Regions from separate parts of the Homo sapiens genome. Here region 2 is linked to region 1. A link is an interaction called in ENCODE POLR2A ChIA-PET data of the cell type or tissue named here. Cell type or tissue: K562. All regions are shown on one strand. Each heading gives the region's core, and the rest is flanking DNA. Links, peaks and the distances in the headings are about the cores only. Region 1 has its middle 3.6 kb from the start of H1-10-AS1. Region 2 overlaps PLXND1 (plexin D1).

The links. Peaks named below come from ENCODE experiments on the same cell type or tissue, not always from the same donor. Only the 100,000 strongest peaks of a DNase experiment are listed, where the experiment ranks them.
Region 2: POLR2A ChIA-PET joins it to region 1 with 5 read pairs; 9 of 35 experiments call an interaction of 5 or more read pairs at or near these places.

The regions. Positions count from the first base shown.
Region 1 is chr3:129,311,247-129,314,147 of GRCh38, forward strand. No RefSeq gene overlaps it. Among named protein-coding and RNA genes, the nearest start is that of H1-10-AS1, 3.6 kb to the right of the region's middle. In K562, for the core only: no CTCF peak of the experiment used is centred there; a DNase peak (open chromatin) is centred at 1,535.
Region 2 is chr3:129,563,570-129,566,470 of GRCh38, forward strand. PLXND1 (plexin D1) reads right to left here. Exons shown (of 36, transcript NM_015103.3): 24 at 2,318-2,448; 25 at 1,771-1,969. Among named protein-coding and RNA genes, the nearest start is that of H1-8, 22 kb to the left of the region's middle. In K562, for the core only: no CTCF peak of the experiment used is centred there; no DNase peak of the experiment used is centred there.

The sequences.
Region 1 (2,901 bases), core at 97-2,596:
CTGGGATGGGGCCTTTGCAGTGTCTGCAGAGCTGTCCTGGGGCCAGGGAGAAGGCAGATTGGGGGACCCAGAAGGCAGAGGTGAGATGTTGAGGCTCACAGGGAGGAGGCAACATCGCAAGCAGAGTAGCCCTGGCGACAGATAGGGTGCTAACCCCAGGGGGATTCAAGGGATTGGGGGTGCAGAGGCTGGAGGTCTTGGCCAGAGACAGTGTGATCAGACTCTGCCTAGTTAGCAGATGAATGATTTTTAAGTCTTTCTTAGCACCATTTACGTATGAGGAAACTGAGACTTGGGGAGAACAATCTTGCTTGCCCCAGACCCAAAGATCATAGTGGAGATAGGCCCACTATGGTAGCTTCTAGCAGGGGCCTGCTCCCACCTGCCCCCTCCTAATATTTAATACTAATCCACACTGGGCTGCAGAGGAGAGCTCAAGCCTGGGCTGTCTTGCACACAAGTCCTTTGCCTCCTTGCTGTACCAGGGTCACCTCCTCTAGAAAGCCCTTCTCCTTAGCCTCACAGTGTTAAGTGCCTTCAATGTTCAACTGGAATTGAGGCTTCTTGAAGCCAAGTCCAGGAGACACAGTAAATAAATGGTGGATCCTGGACTCCCCAGCCCACTGTAGGAGCTGAGCATCAGGGCAGAAAAATACAGGCTTTGGAGCTACATAGAGCAGGTTTGAATCTTGACCTGGCTGTTGGCCTCCCAGAGTCTCAGCAACTGCATCAGTAAATCTGGCTCTTGAACACCCTTTTTCAAGATTGGGGTTGTTTTGAGGTTGAGATCAGGCCTGTGAGTCCTCAGAGCACCAGGCACAGTGAGTACTCAGGTGTGGTTGGTTGTGGTCATATGGCATCAACTTAGGGTCACCTCTCAGGGATGTGGTGACCTACTCTGTGAACCCCACAGTAGCACAGGTCGCATAAAGTCAGAAAGCCACCCAGCTGAAGGGGCCAAGTGAGCAAGCTGGGAAAAAGGGAGGGGAAGGGCCTATGGGCAGAGAATGGGACACTAGAAGGGTGGTTCAGAGGAAGAGCAATTTGAAAGGACGACAAGGTCCAGGATGGGCATGTGGGGAGGGTTAGGTGAGTCACTCCTTTGAGTGAGAGACCAGGATGCAAGCAACAGAAACCCCAAACTAATGTATGCAAAAAGCAATGTATAGGCTCATAGGATAGTCAGGGCTATCCAAGCTGCAGGCATGGCTTGATCCAGAAGCTCCATTAATGTCATTAAGCATCTGTCCATTTCCTGGCTCCAATTTTCTCTATCTTGGCTCCTTATTCAGGGGGGCTTTCCCTATATGTTGACAAAGATAGTCACTGGCAACTCTGGACCCATGTCCCTAAAATTTAGTGATCCTAGCAAAAGAGCACCTCTTTCTCAGCAGTTCCAGGGAATTCTGTCCCAGGATTGACTTTCATTGAACTCACTGGATCAACAACCCATTTCTGACCTAATCAGTGTGGCCAAGTGAATAACAGACTGAACACTTATTGGCCAGGTCTTGAGTCATGTGACCACCCTGGGGCTGGGTTCCCAAGGGAAGCTCACAATATTATCAGCAAAGTGGATGGCCTGTCTCACTGAGGGCTGGTCTACTGGGTGCCTTTTAAGTGCTCTTGGAGGGTGCAAGCCTCAGGGTGGGGAAGACAGCAAGCTGGGGCCCATGCCAAGGAATGAAGAGTGGGTGACAAGAGGCAGGGGTGGGAGGTAGCACCAGAGGAGGCAGCCACTAGTGGAGGCAGGTGGTGTGAACAGCAAAGGATAGATTTTGGTGAGAAATATGGAAAGGCAATGAGGAATAAGGACAGCCCAAAGCACACTTTGGGGCACTGGATTTAGCTGGCCAGCAGCACCATCTCTTTAGAATCCTGGGTATGCCAAGGCCTCTCCTGGACCCTAGCTCCTGGTGGCCTATTGGCTGGCCCTGCAAGGAGTATGGGACAGGCCTGGGCTGGCACTTGGACATGATGAGATGGCCTCAAAGGACAGATGGTCAGCAAGGTGGAGGCCTTGGTTAGGGAGAAAGGTTCAAGGAGGGATGAAACTCAGTGTTCATGGAGCACTTGAACAGGCAGGCAGGAAGGAGCAGTGTCCACAGAGGACAAATGTCTGAGGCCTTGGTGCCCATGGCCCCTGCTGCAGCCCTCCTCAGCCCTCTCTGAACCCCAGAACCACCTGGGGATCTGGTCAGAAGGCTGATTCCCAGGCCTAGCCCCAGAGATTCAGATTTGGACAACTGGGACATGATCTGGCAGCAGGTGTGGAGCTGCCAGCCTAGGCCTACCTGCCTCCTAGGTGCCCACAGGCCCCCAGACCCCAAACAGCCACAGCCATGTGTGTCCTGATGATAGTACCTCTGCCCTCATCATTCACCATCTCCACACTAGCCAGGGAGCTTGGGCAGGGCAGGCACCTGGACTGGTTTTGTCTACTGCTGTGTCCTCAGAGCTTGGCCCAGGACAGGGCAGGTAGGACTCCCACTGGCACCTGGCTCTGCAGTTCAGTGAGGCAGGAAGCAGCAGGGAGGAAGCCACAATGGGTTATGAAGATTTGCAGAGGGAATGGAGTGGCAACTCACCCAGGCGGCAGAGAGGTCTGCCAGGCCCAGATCAGGGGTAGCAGCAGGCCTGGGCTCCTCTCCAGCAATGCTCCCTCCTCTCCAGTCTATGGCCAGGAGGTCCTGCCTCCACCTGTAGTTTCTGCAATTTCTTACACAGAGGGTAAAACGAGCTCTCCTGCATTCTCACCTAACTCCAGTCACTCACGCTGGTATGAGTATATATCCACTGTTTCAGAAGCTTCCCTGTTTCCACTGCCCTTGGGGGCCTGTTTTGCAGTTGTCCATTTTTAGGGACATCTGTTAGAATAGACCTTGACCTATTGCCCAACTG
Region 2 (2,901 bases), core at 189-2,688, 250 kb after region 1:
GGAATCGGACCTGGCTCGGCTGACTCCCAAGCCTGTGACTTTCTACTAAGTGGGGGGCCCCCAAGTGTGAGTTTAGGTGGACCCGAAACACCGATGTGGCCTCGACCCCACTTGCAGGCTGATGACTATGGAGTCTCAGGAGGAATGGGGCTCAATGTCCCTGCTCTTGCCCATCTCCAAGGGTGGCCCTCCAGGCAGTGGCTCTGCTGGACCCACAGCCATGAGCTGATTCTCAAGGCCATTGCCCAGCAAGGGACCCAGGTGTTCCACTGGGATAGTTTTACTTAACTATCCACAAAAATTGATTTAAAGAAAAATTAAGTACATAATAGTATTAGGCAGATTTGGCAAAGATTACGAAGGCAGCCTGCCAGCCCAAGTCCTGGTCCAATTCTCCAGGTCTGGGGCGTGGGAGGCACTGATTCCCTGCTTCCTAGAGGAGGAAACAGGCTCATAGGGGAAGGCCTGGCTGAGGCCACAGAAAGAAGCCAGGGGAGTGAGGTCCAGGGTCCACAGTGGCCCTTGTGGTTCCTGATGGCCCACAGTGAGGCAGCCCGCAGAAGGCGGAGGCACCCCAATGGCCCCTCCCAGGCCCTGCCTCTGCTCCACCCCACTACCCCCTTCCCCCAGGAGGAGCCGTGGGGCTCCCCCAGGCTACTTGGCCCTCAAGCCCCAGGCTCAGGGGCAGAGGCCCCATTTGACAGAAGGAAACCAAGGCCCACAGAGGGCAATGAGTAGCCCAGAGTCACACAGCTGGGCTGTGCCAAAGATTGGACTCAAGCCCAGGACATCTTGGCTGGGTGCAGTGGCTCACCCCTGTAATCCCAGCACTTTGGGAGGCCAAAGCGGGAGGATTGCTTGAGCTCAGGAGTTTGGGACCAGCCTGTGCAACAAAGCAAGACCCCCATCTCTTCAAAAATTAATAACAAAAAACAGAACATCCGAGGCCCCGGTTCTGGGCTCCAGGCAGGCCTTTGCCTTTCTCCCACAATCCTCCAGGCAGCCCTCTAGCCTCTGCCACCATAGGGCAGCTGGACAGTGGGACAGGACAAGAGGCTAAGCAACCCTTGCTCTGCGAAGAGAGCTTATGGGGGTCCTTCTGGCAGAGTGCAGGAGGCCCTGGTTACCGGGCCCACCCTCTTCCCAGCCTCCGCTCTCATCCAGAAGATTCTTTGGCCTTCCTTCTATTCCTTCCACGAACATCCCCTCCTCCCGGCCTCTGCCCTTGTGCTGTACCCGATGCCTGGAGCACCCTCCCCACCACTCCTCGCCTGGCTCACTCTCTTAGGTCTCAGCACAGGGTTGCCTGCTCCAGGAAGCCACCTTGAAGCCTTCAGACAGAGGGAGGCCTCGTGAGCTGAGCTCTGCTGCGAGGCACTGGCCACCCTGTATTTTGTTTCCACGTCTCGCCTAGCCTAGGGCTGGGAGAGCCTCAAGGGCCAGCCAGGGGCTGATTTCATCTCCTGAATCCAGAGCAGGGAAGGGTGGATGACTGAGAAAACCACAGATGGGACAAGGCCCCTGACACAACCTCTGTTATGCCCCAAGCATCCGTTGAGCCCTTGCAGCAAGCCAGCCAGGCTTCCCCGGGGCCATGGCTCCCCTCTCTGCATAACAGGTCCTACGGGCCTGGCCTGTCTCATGCAACACTCCCTCCTGGCAGAGCTGGCCTGAGGGTGCCAGGGAAGGCCTGGGAGGCCGTGGGGTCACTGCCGCTGAGTCCCTGCCACGTCCCCCGCCTGGGCTCTGTCTGTCCCCAGGCAGCCTCACCCGCAGACAGCTGTACATGCAGATGGACATCCAGTTGGTGAGCATCTTCTCCACCACAGACTCTGTGCGCCGCAGCATGAGCTTGGGGTTCTTGGCGGCCGAGGCGTCAATGAGGTCCACCAGCAGCTCCTTCATGATGCTGGTGTAGTACTCCAGCTTGCCGTGCAGCGCGATGGTCAGCAGCGAGGCCAGGCTGCACCTGTGAGCGGGAGGCAGGTGTCAACTGCACCTTGAGGCCCTAGGAGCTGTGGGTCCCAGGGTCTCAGTGCCGCCTCATCCCCGGGCCCATCGATCCCAGGAGTGCCTGTGTGGGTGGGTCCTGCGAGGGGTGAGTGGGGCTAGAATCCTCCTGGAGAAACAGCCACCTTCTTCTACGTCCACAGCAACCATCGTGCCCCGTGAGCCAAGGTCTTGGGCATCCCGGCCCAGGAAGGGCTGGAATATGGGGGTGTCAAGAGCCCCAGAGCCCCAGGACCCAGGACCTGATGCTGTGTGGCCTTGGACAGGCTCCTCTTCCCTACCCCACCCCAGTCTGTCACAGCCTGACCTGTCGCGCACCGCAAAGTCCTTCTGCTGCTCCAGCGCGTGGACAAAGACGATGAGGAAGTGCTTGTTGTTGAGTAGTGAGGAGAACAAGCTAATTCCCTCTTCCATGTTGGGCCGGCAGCTCTCAGGAATCTGTGGAAGCAACTGGTGATGGGGTGTCCAGAGGGGCCCAGTGTCCCTGCCTAGCCTAACAGCCAGTGCTTACGACGGCTGCTTGTATGCCTCCTGGGATGGGGAGCTCATTACCTTCCACGGTGGATGCCTCCTAACCTTTGTGACAGGGAACAATAGCTTGGTTGAATTGAAAAGTGGGGCTCAGAGAAGGGTAAGGGTGCCTGGAGGTAACCTGGCATCCCAGTGTGGAGGACTCTCACCTTCCATTTTCTAAGCAGGTTGAGTGGGGTGTACAGGGGGGCCCAATCCTCTGTCTGCTCTACCTGGCCTGCGGGGGCAGCACTTATAATACCCTGAATGGCTGCCTGAATGCCTCCTGGGATGGAGGGCTCAGTACCTTACAATGGCAGATGCCTCCCAACTCCGCATGACAGGGATCAATGCATTAGATGAACTGGAAAGGGGACCCAG